Regions from separate parts of the Homo sapiens genome. Here region 1 is linked to region 2. A link is a contact called in ENCODE Hi-C data. All regions are on one chromosome and are shown on one strand. Each heading gives the region's core, a stretch centred on a gene start or an enhancer-like site at or near the end of the contact. The rest is flanking DNA. Distances are from core to core; before and after follow the strand shown. Region 1 holds the start of SOX1 (SRY-box transcription factor 1). Region 2 holds the start of NALF1 (NALCN channel auxiliary factor 1).

Region 1 (5,144 bases), core at 1,925-4,424, 4.2 Mb before region 2:
ATGAACAAGGCATTTTGCGTTCACATCGGTTAGCAACTTGCATCCCAGTTCACGCGGGGGAGGGTGATGGTCGATATTTCTGTGTGTGTGAGAATCCAGCACAATTATTTTGCCCGTTTTCCCAAGAGAAAGAAGCCAGGGGGAGGGGCAGAGGATGGACGGAGGGGGCTCGGCTGCAGTACGTTTTGGTTCAGCGATTGTGTTTCCTTGAAACACATTTAGATAAATTCTGCTCGAAATCTTAATTGCTGGGGAATTGGGAAACCCGTGACCTGCCCTGGTCTTTGTCCTTCATCCATGGCCTGGTCCAGGGTCCCACCACTGGGGTCTTCCCTTCCTCCTCCCTCCTCTGGACCAAACTGTGGCGCAGACCCCCAGCCAGGTGGAAGGCGCCCCGCTTGCAGCAAGGTAACGCGCAGCAGCCCCAGCCGTCCGCAGTGAAACAGCCGGAGCAGAAGATACTTTTATTTCTCGGCCCGTATTAACACTCAGCTCTACAAAATAACCTATAGGTTTTAACTTCCTTCTCTTTCATTGAAAAAGGTTCCTTGAAAAATCCTGTCCTCCCATTCCCCGGGGTTCCCTTACTTTTAGTTCATACAGATAATTTCCCTGTCAGATTTCCTCATTGCATTTTGAACTCATAAAACATGCACATAAAAATAGCATGTTACAAATTTATGGAGAAAATGGGCTCTGTCTCTTAAATTTGTTGACTCGAAACATTTTGGGTGGGGGGTCTTTTTTCGTTTTTAGAAGAAAGGCTTTTTAGAAAACTATGTACATAATCTGACTTCTCCTCCCCGCATTGCAACGCCGAAAATAAAATTTTTCACAATGCATTTACAAGAAATAATACAAAACCCAAAAAAAAAAATGGAAATGCTCAGATACATAAAGTTTTACAAAACCCAGAATATAACTCCGCCGTCTGAAGGAGGGGGTGGTGGTGGTAATCTCTTTGTATAAATTAACAAACCAACCCAAAAGAGCGGTAACAACTACAAAAAACTTGTAAGTGCTTGGACCTGCCTTACTACATTTATAACAAATGCGACGAGCTCCGCGTCACTTGGGCTCCGGCGGTCGGCGCCGTCCGGAAGCAACGCGGAGGAAAGTGAGCGCGCCGGCCGGTATACAAAAGTGGGCTTCGCCTCTCGCCTCGTTTTGACTTTTTTGTCCCCTCGAGCAAAGAAAACGCTTTCCGCTTCCTCCGTAGGTGATAAATACTGTACAAAAAGTCTCAAGAAAACACCGAAGTTCAGTCTAAAACCCAAGTCTGGTGTCAGCGCCCGGCGGTCGCCAGGGTCTCCGGGGAAGGTGAGTGGGGGACACGCGTCACCCGGCGTTCGTCTCCAGTATTTTCCTTTTGACAAGAATGTGGGAACGTCTGTACAAAAGCCACGCCGCGCCGGGGCGGGGCGGGAGCCGGGCGCGGGCCGCGAGCTCGTGGGTCGCCGCCGCAGAGTCCCCGGCGTCCCGAAGGCGCTAGATGTGCGTCAGGGGCACCGTGCCGTTCACGCCCGCGCCCGCGCCCTGGTAGTGCTGCGGCAGCGAGTGCAGCCGGCTCTGCGCCGCGGCCGCTGCTGCCGCCGCCGGGTCGCCCCCCTCGCCGGCGGGCAAGTACATGCTGATCATCTCGCGCAGGTCCCCGGGGCACGGCGCCCGCGAGTGCGCTGGGGCGGGCGGGCTGCCGCTGGGCTCCGACTTCACCAGAGAGCCCAGCGCGCCCAGGGCGCCCGACGACGCGGCCGCCGCCGCCGCCGCCGCCGCCACGGCCGAGTTCTGGTGCGCGCCGCCCGCAGCGGCGGCGGCGGCGGCCGCGGCGCCGTAGGGGAGGCCGCCGTAGCCCGAGGGCGACGCGCTCATGTAGCCCTGCGAGTTGGAGATGGGGCTGTACTGCAGCGCGCCCATGTCGTAGCGGTGCATGGGCTGCGGGTTGTGCGGGTGCGCGTGCGGGTGGTGCGGGTGCGGGTGCGCGGGGTGCGCGTGCGGGTGCGCGCCGCCCGCGCCCGGGTGCTGCCCGTAGGCCAGCTGCGCCTCCTGCATCATGGCCGCGGCCGCCGCCGCCGCCGCCACCGAGCCGGGGTAGGCGCCGTTGGCCCAGCCGTTGACGTGCGCGTAGCCGCCGCCCGCCGCGCCGCCTGGGCTCTCCAGGCGCTGGCCCACGGCCGCCGCGCCCACGCCCACGCCCACGCCCATGGCCACAGCCGCGCCGCCGCCACCCGCGCCGGCCGCCAGGAGCCCGCCGGCCAGCGAGTACTTGTCCTTCTTGAGCAGCGTCTTGGTCTTGCGGCGCGGCCGGTACTTGTAATCCGGGTGCTCCTTCATGTGCAGCGCGCGCAGCCGCTTGGCCTCGTCGATGAACGGCCGCTTCTCGGCCTCGGACATGACCTTCCACTCGGCCCCCAGGCGCTTGCTGATCTCCGAGTTGTGCATCTTGGGGTTCTCCTGGGCCATCTTGCGCCGCTGCCCGCGGGACCACACCATGAAGGCGTTCATGGGCCGTTTGACCCGGTCCTGGTTGGCCTTGGCGCCCCCGCCGCCGCCGCCGCCCCCGCCTCCGCCCCCGCCGCCGCCCGCCCCGGCGGGGCCCGAGAGGTTCGTGGGGGCCTGGGCGCCGCCGGGCGAGTGCAGGTCGGTCTCCATCATCATGCTGTACATCGGGGCGGCTGGCGGGTTCACCGGCACCGCGAGGAGAGGGCCTGGAGCATAGACGGCCGGGGTGGGAGGGAGACGGAGAGGAATTCAGACGGAGTGAGACGGGGGCGGGGGGGTCCTAGCGGAGAGAAGAATGGGGAGGGGTGGAGGCAACGACAACAAAAAAAGGCAGAAACACACGCACTCGGCGCCGGTTCGGCTCGCAGGTGGAAAGTTTCTCCTGATGCACAAACCACTTGCCAAAGAGGCCGACGGTCGGGGTCGCCGTCTTCGCCGCCACCGCAGCCCAGGCGCCCTCGGCGGAGCGGTGCAAACAGGTGCAGTCGTGGCCAAGTTGCAGCTCCGCTTTTGGGGCCGGGAGCGGTGCGCTGGGCCCGGCCCGGGGTGTGCTGTCTCCTCGCCGGCCGCCGCTGCGCGCTGTCTCCTTCCTCCTGCGCTCGGTCCTCAGCGGCCTCCAACTCGGAGGCTGCAACTTCTAGCAGGGCGGCGCGCCGCGTGCGCTGGGCATGTGCTGGTCCCAGGTGCCCGGGGGAAGCCAGGCGCCAGTGGCGGGGGGGGGGAGGCGCAGGGGGGCCTGCAGGGGGCGATTACGGTGCAGCCAGGGAGGGGCCCGGGGACAGCGGGAGGAGCGCGGGCTCGCGGAGAGGGCCGGAGAGCCGGGGCCGCCGAGCCCGGGATGGGCTGCCCGCTGCCTGCCCGGGGCCGTGCGCTCGGAGCGGAGGCGCACGCGGGGCCGGCGGCGCGCGGGGCCCAGCAGCCATACGCCGGGCCCGGGCTGCCATTAAATGAGCGCGCCGCGGCCAATGGGAGCCGGCGGCGGCGGTGATTTGCATGGCGCGCTGGCGAGTGACGTGGGGAGGGAGTAGATACACTGGGCGCGGGCGGCGGAGCGGGGAGGAGGGGAGGAAGGAGGGGGAGCAAAGCAGGAAGGAGGGGGGAGGAGGCCCGGGAGGGGGTGACAGCCACACCGCTTCCTGAGCGCGCGCGCGCGGCGGCGGCGGCGGCGGCGAACCCCGAGCTCGCCCTCCTCGCCGCTCCCCGCCCGCGCGTTCCGAATGATTAACGATTGGGTTGAAAAGCGAAGACTAAGAAAGGATCGTCGTGGGGTGGGGGGAGGAAACGCAGCCCCTGGCCAGGTTTAAACGGGCGCAGTGGAGACCCAGCTCCTCCTCTGCCCCCGCCGGCCAACTCTGTGCCTGCAGGGAAGGGGAAAGTTGAGTGCGGGGCTGGCACGTCGCCCTCAGTTCCCCCGAGTGCTGAAAAGGAGGGGCGCTCCCTTGGACGCAGGGGATACCCTCCGAGGGCCCCTGCAGGTTCTCTGCAAGGATCAGGCGGCTCAGCCATCCCCCGCCCTGCATCCGTTCTCGGCCGCGGCGTGCACTGAAGTTCGCCAGTGCCCGCTCTTGCAGCGAAGGCCTTCACAGTCCAGGCCCCACAATTCGGGTAAAGGGGGAGTATTTGTGTGGGCATGGCTCCATAGCTTCGTTTAGTATCAGCCCTAAACTTTTGTGGGGAGGAGTCTTTCAATGAGCCCGGGGCCATAGTCACGCACTCTTCCCAACCCGGATCTTCTTCCTCTGGAAAAGGAATTTCTAGGAAGGCCGAACACAACAAGATCTATCTGGAATCTAGTTCCTGAACAACAGTTGAAAAAGTTTGTTGAATCGCAAAATAATGATATGGCGCACGCTTTTCTGGAGTGAATTTCCCACGAGCTGGTTGCCTAAGAACGGAGAAAACTGCGTGAACTGCGCGGGGCCACATAAACCGAATGAAAGGCGGGGCCTCAGGACGGGTCTCAGCCGCCGGTCTGCGTCATGCAAAGGAAAGGCCTGGCTCGTGGAAAGAGTAAGGCATTCACCTGTGGTTATCATTCTTAAACCTCAAAGTGGCTTTGATTTGGGAACGTGAAAGAGATTTTCAAACGCAGTCTCAAGTAGCATAGCGCTCACACTACCGTTTCCACCAGACTGATCTGAAAGTGGTCCAAAGACGACTTTTGAGCCCAAGTATTCCTCCTCTGCCCTCCCCGAGGCACCCTGAGATGAGAGTGCTTGTGGAGATTGGTGGTGGGTAAAGTAGAACCTTCACCGCATGTCACATGTCTGCCTGTCTTGTAGTAGGAATATTCAGTAAAGATGATGATAACGGTAATAGGAGTAATAGGATGTTTGAGTCTGTTGGGCAGCGAACACGTGACACCTTTTTTTTCCTCTTAAAAAAACTTCTGAGGTTGTGAATTTCTTGACCCTGTTGCTTGTCCAAGGTAAAAGAATAATGCTTTATTTCCTCTCAATTGCTATGATTATTACTGTAGGGTTTGTTTTATTATTGCAGGGTTGCTACAGTGTGAAGTGCAACAGCAAATTGATCTCTCTGCAGATTAAACTGCTTTCATTCCAGGCCATTCAGCATTTACTAGTAAATCCATCAAGTAATATATAATTATATTAGAAAGGGAACATCATTTTATATTTATTTTT
Region 2 (5,846 bases), core at 3,347-5,846:
TACTGAGGCAGGTCTCTGGAGAGGGGCCCAAGTTGACTAAGTCTCTACTTGATTCTCTGCCCACCAACATTAGAAAATCACTGAGCTGGAGCATGGTGGAAGTACACAGATAGAGAGAAAATGCTAGTTTGCCAAATCAACCCTATCAAATCAAGGTGGAAATGCAATTACAGAAAGCCCCAGGCACATTTCCCATCTTGGTAACTAACTAGAGCCCTCAGGTACCTCATGATGCTAGAATCTGCTTTTATCTTAAAGAGAGGTTTACATTCACAAATTATAGTGGAATTAAAAGCTTATAGATCAGTCTTATATTTTTCCACAAATAAACTTTGACTATTCTTTATGAGCTCTTTATGTTTAATTTGTTTTAAAAAATGTAGACATTTGCCAGTGTGGTGGCTCATGCCTGTAATCCCAGCACTTTGAGAGACTGAGTCAGGAGGATCAGTTGAGGCCAGGAGTTCTAGGCCAGACTGGGCAATACAGGGAGACCACATCTCTACAAAAAATAAAAGTAAAAATAAAAATTAGCTGGACATGGTGACATGCACCTGCGGTTCTAGCTGCTCGGTAGGCTGAGGTGGGACAATCTCTTGAGCCCAGGATTTTGAGACTGAAGTGAGCTATGATCGCACCATTGCACTCCAGCCCAGGGGACAGAGCTAGACTCCATCTCAAAACTACAACCACAAAAATAAGTAGAAAATGTAGACATGCTCATCAAGAATTTGCACATTGCCTGTGAATTCTAAAAGCACAAAAGTCTTTTTTGAGATTAATGTGTATATAAGAGCATAATCCATTTTCACTTATATGTGTCACATAAACAGTATATGAGAACAACAAAGGGTGTACCTAATTTCGTGTTTTCAGGATGCATTCAGTGTGAAAAAAGAAAATATCTTGGGGTTGTTATTTACTTGATTTATGGAGTGGACATATTTAAGCAATGGCCTTCACTAGATAAGAAGATATTCTGGATTTGCCTGTTTTTCTTTGGTAAAATTATTTGGCAGATGTTAATTTTAAGGGATAAGGATAAATACTTGAGAAGACAACAAATATATCATTTTGTTGTTTTTATAACGTAAAGGCAGAATAAGAAACCCATCTCCCAATGCATAACAACTTTAGCCATTTAAATAGGAATAAAAGCACTGATTCCCATGAAAATAAGCATGATCAAATAACGTAAGAGCTTTGAATTTTTGAAGGTTATAAACATAAATGACCCCCTGAACAGTAATCCTGGAGCTATGATATACATGTAGATTGTTTCTGCAATGTTTTCTTGTTCAGAGTACATCCTGTTAGCAGATCCCTCAATATAATGTATTTGCAACTGTCTACTATTCAGCAGCCTTCTGAAATGTGCTGGTGCTATTAAACTTCTCTATTCCATTAGTCACACTCCTAGGTAAAACCTACGTAGGAGTTTCTAGACTCCACAGCCTGATTTTCCTGATATAAATGAAACCTACATTCCAGCCAAGCTATTTGCTCTTCCTTGCCACTATGCAATATTTTAGCTGATAAGCTAATAAGAATCAACATTTACTAATCTAGTTAACGCCTTCTCCAAACATATTTCTCGTTTTGATTTTAGTGAACAGTGATGTTCATGAAAACGAACATTGAAGTCACAATCTAAATTTCCTTAATGAATCCATCTCTTTCAGGAGAAAAGCCAATTTCCTTTGAGTATTATACAGTATCATTCATAACAGAGCCCCAGCCTTTCTCTCCAGCCTCTTCCCTTACCCCCTCCCAATATACAGGTCACACACAACACAGCCCACTTATCTGTCAGTAGTCCTACCAGTGCCCTGGGCTCCTTCAAGGTCCCAAGTCCTTGAAATTTGCTGTCCTTCTGAATTGTCCTTTTCTCCTCCCTAGAAGACTTCTTTCTGCTCCCGTTAAATGTCCCCAATTCCTATCTATCCCTAGTCCCTCTTAAAATCCAACTGGAGTTTACTGCTCTACTCTGAAGTCTCAAAACATGCTAATCTTCACAGATTACCTTGTATTGTAATTGTTGGCCTAGTTAGTATTATCTGCCCCTTGACTAAGCTTCAAGAGGCCAGACTTGGTCTTTTATCTGTCTTCCAACAGTTCATTCTAGAACCAACACACAACAAACAAAAGTCAAATTGGTTCTCAACAGTTTACTTTCAGTGGGCTTGCGTCCTTAAAATTGTCTTTTATAAAAATATCCTAATTCATGAGAAACATTAGAGGAAGGCAAGGCCCAGCTTACTTAAAAATAATTAACTATAGTCTGTTACATAAAGTAAAAATAGATTAAACACTATTATTTTAATGCAGTATATAAGACTTTTACTAAGTATCACTGAACTACCTTCTGAGACATGATTTTTACTAGATCTGAATAGTAATAAGATAAGTCACAGAGTCTTCTTTTGCTTCGGTTCCTTGTTTGATAATTATGAACCTTTAAATTTATATTGTTTATTTTATTTCCCCTAGTTTTCGTTCTCTTTCTGATTTAATCACACATGCAGAGTAAGACATTGGATGCTAATAATCTCAGCCACCATTAAAATGTTTGTGTCTGATTAAAATTAATGCATTATTGAAGGGAAATATATTATTATCTAATAAGTGTGGATGTGTATTCTATCATACTTCAATCCTTCGAAAATGCTGGACTAGTGAATATCACAAAACAGGAAATTAGTAATACAAAATAAAAATGTTAGGAAGATGCTGTAAAATGAAAATACTGATTATATCTGGGTGTTGATATCACCATGACTTTTTAAATTGCTCTTCTGATTTTTACACCTTTTTTACAATGCACAAACTGTACTTGTATAATAATAGTTATGTCAGCGAGAATGTATGCACTCGTATTTAGTTAAGAAATATTGTGGCATGTACAGTACAGTCCTGATTAATAAACAATCTGGTTAATAAATAATAATTTTGTCTGTATTATGAGGAAAAACTGACATTACTCAGAAATTCAACACACTGAAATCGAAAGTACTAGAATGATCTACTTACACAAATCGTCTTTTAAAACACTACATGACACTTGAGTAAACCAGCCATCAAACAGGACGCGGCTTTTGGATGATCATTACCTATAGTTGGTAAGAACTGAAAATTTTTAGGGGTAAAATTTAGTGTATACAGTACCTTATTATGCAGCAGAAGAGGCTAGTAGGTCGAATCCTGCCCAAGAGGTTTTGCAATTTTCTCTTTAAAAAACACCTACTTCTCCCGCATCCCCAACACCCACAGCGCTCCTTAAAGGAAAATGGATACGGATGCCCCATCCCTTTGGTTTCTCAATGCATTTTACTTAGAAAGAGGTCACCTAGTAAGACCCATGTGGTGAATGTGCACCCGGGCGGGGCATGAGGGTCCTTGGAAAGCACCGCAGAGAGGGCGACACCGCAAACCGCTGTCCCACGCGACCCCCGGGGCGAGCCGGGGCAGCGCTGCACTCGGTGCGCACCGGCAGCGTCTGGCACCCACGCCACCTGCTGCTCCCGCGGGTCTGGCAGGGGCAAGGGGCGGAGTGGGCAGGATCTTCAGATCAAAGGAGACCGATGCTTGCCCACGGCATCCAGCGTAGGAGCCGGAATCGAGGTGACCCCAGATTTTCCCAGAGTGTCTGTCTCCTTTCCCTTCTCAGAACTCCGAGAGCCAACGCTAAGGGGCACCAGAGGCTCAGACTGCGGCGGCGACTCGCAGGCACCCAGCTCGCCCGCGGCTGCGGAGGTCCTCGGAGGAGCCCACCCGGGAGGGGGTCTGGACGCAGGCAGCGGGGGCAGAGGGAGGGTCGAAGCCGCTCCAGAGGGTCCAGGTCCGAGGAGGAGCCCTCGGAGACGCGGACGGTGCGCGCGGAGGGCAGGGCTAGGCAGTGACCCCGGGTGGCACAGGGCTTACTGTTTCTTCCTAAGACTCTATGAGGCCACTTCTAATCGTTTACTTTAGAATAGGAAAGAAAACATAGACAAATGGGTGGCTGTCACCCAGGCAGCTACACGGTCGATGCAGGTGCACAGGCGTGCGCGCCATTCTCCCGTGTCACACAGCAGGACGGAATAACTGCACGCACTGGGAGCGATGGATCTCGCGGTCCGGGATCCGAGACGCATTCAGAGACCAAATGTCACCTCATCCCTCCTCTAGCCAATTCGAGCTTCCTCCGCGGACCCCCACCTTCCATCCGAAGTGGCTCGGTCCTTAGTTGAGAGGACTCTGCCCAGACCCTCGCACCAGTAGAGACCTCTGCCCGGGCGCCTGCAACTCGGACGCTTCCCGGAGCCAGAGCGTGCGGGCGGCGCGGCCGCGAGGAGCCTCACCGGCCATGCCGTCCGCAGTCTGACTTTTATTTTTCTCTTCAGTGATTAAAACAAAATATCGTGGACAGGGGGACAGAAAGGAAAGAGCAGGCGCCTGAGCCCGGGGAGCCGGGCGGGGGCCCCCGGGCCCCGCGGCCCCGCCGCCGCCCGCCCCCGCGCGCCTTCTCCCTCCTCCCGGGCCGAGCCGGCGCCACTGCGCCAGGATGGAGCGAGCTCGGCGCGGGAGGAGATGACGCAAAAGCCAGCGCTCCCCCCAAAAAAGTGTTTCTCCAGGACGAAGATGGCGGCAACTTAGCCCGCGGACTGAAGATGACTGTGGCTCTCGGGAGGCCCAGCCCAGGCGATTCGGCCCGGAGCTCCGCGGGAGGCGGCGTCAGCAGTCGGAGCCCCGGCGGCGGCGCCCGCGGGCGGCCCTGCGGCAGCGGCGGCGGCGGCGGCGGCGGCGGCAGCACTTAGAGCGCGGGGTGGGGGGTGGGGGGGAGGGAGCGCCCCGCCGGAGGCAGCCCAGGCTCCGGACTCTGGGAGAGCCAGCGCGGAGCAGGAGCGGGAGGCGGAGGAGAAGAAGAAGGAGAAGGAAAGGAAGGAGGAGGAAGAGGAGGAGAAGAAGAGGAGGAGGAGGAGGAGGAGGGGAGGCGCTCCGGGCGCCGTCAGTGGGCAGCGGAGGCGCGGCATGCCCCTGGCAGGGGAGAGCGGGCTGGGCTCCGCGGGGCCATGGGGACCCGCGCGCTGACAATGCCTGGGTGACCGGAGCCGCGCCAGCCACCCTGTCACCTCCACCATCGCCCCCTGCACCCAGCCTCGCCGCCGGCCACCAGCACCAGCCTCCTCCGTCTCTCTCTCTCTCTCTCTCTCCATTATTGTTTCCCACTCTACAGAGGATGGGGTCGGCTGATGATTAGGAAGCAAGTCAGACCTTCCTTCAAAGCCTGGTAATATTTATGTAGGCAAAAGAGACAGAGAGAGATAAAAGAGAGGGAGAGGGAGAGAGAGAGAGAGGAGAGAGGGAGAGGGGAAGAGAGAGAAAGAGAGAGAGGAGAGAGAAGAAACGGGAGGAGGGGATAAGGAAATTAAACCCTTTAAGTCAATGCATATTGTGGTGACACCGGCACAGGCGCCCTCACGGTGGAGTCGGCCAGGGCTGTGCGTTCCCAAAATATGACCAGGGGTGCTTGGATGTGTCGGCAGTATGACGACGGCTTAAAAATCTGGTTGGCAGCACCCCGAGAGAACGAGAAACCGTTCATCGATTCCGAGAGGGCTCAGAAATGGCGACTGTCTCTGGCATCTCTCTTGTTTTTCACAGTCCTGCTCTCTGATCACTTGTGGTTCTGCGCCGAGGCCAAGCTGACCCGGGCCCGGGACAAGGAGCACCAGCAGCAGCAGCGGCAGCAGCAGCAGCAGCAGCAGCAGCAGAGGCAGCGGCAGCAGCAGCAGCAGCAGCGGCGGCAGCAGGAGCCCTCCTGGCCCGCGCTCCTGGCGAGCATGGGGGAGTCCTCGCCCGCCGCC

Evidence for each region. Hi-C counts contacts between places; a loop is a spot of excess contacts on that map. Pooled maps may share reads with other maps.
Region 1: a loop to region 2 is called in a pooled map, with 12 times the contacts of the local background. The contact joins the promoter of SOX1 here to the promoter of NALF1 in region 2. A Hi-C loop is called at or near these places in 1 of 168 maps with a recorded cell type or tissue (naive thymus-derived CD4-positive, alpha-beta T cell), 1 of 37 single-sample maps with no recorded cell type and 6 of 50 pooled maps.

What each region holds. Positions count from the first base shown.
Region 1 is chr13:112,065,179-112,070,322 of GRCh38, reverse strand. SOX1 (SRY-box transcription factor 1) reads right to left here and starts at 3,174. Exons shown (of 1, transcript NM_005986.3): 1 at 1-3,174. The coding sequence starts at 2,664. The coding sequence ends at 1,489. All of the region lies in intron 1 of SOX1-OT (SOX1 overlapping transcript), which reads right to left.
Region 2 is chr13:107,866,246-107,872,091 of GRCh38, reverse strand. NALF1 (NALCN channel auxiliary factor 1) reads left to right here and starts at 4,596. Exons shown (of 3, transcript NM_001080396.3): 1 at 4,596-5,846. The coding sequence starts at 5,496. LOC124903206 (heparan sulfate glucosamine 3-O-sulfotransferase 4-like) reads right to left here and starts at 5,419. Exons shown (of 1, transcript XM_047430833.1): 1 at 1-5,419. The coding sequence starts at 5,195. The coding sequence ends at 4,632. RefSeq lists an enhancer at 3,560-4,128.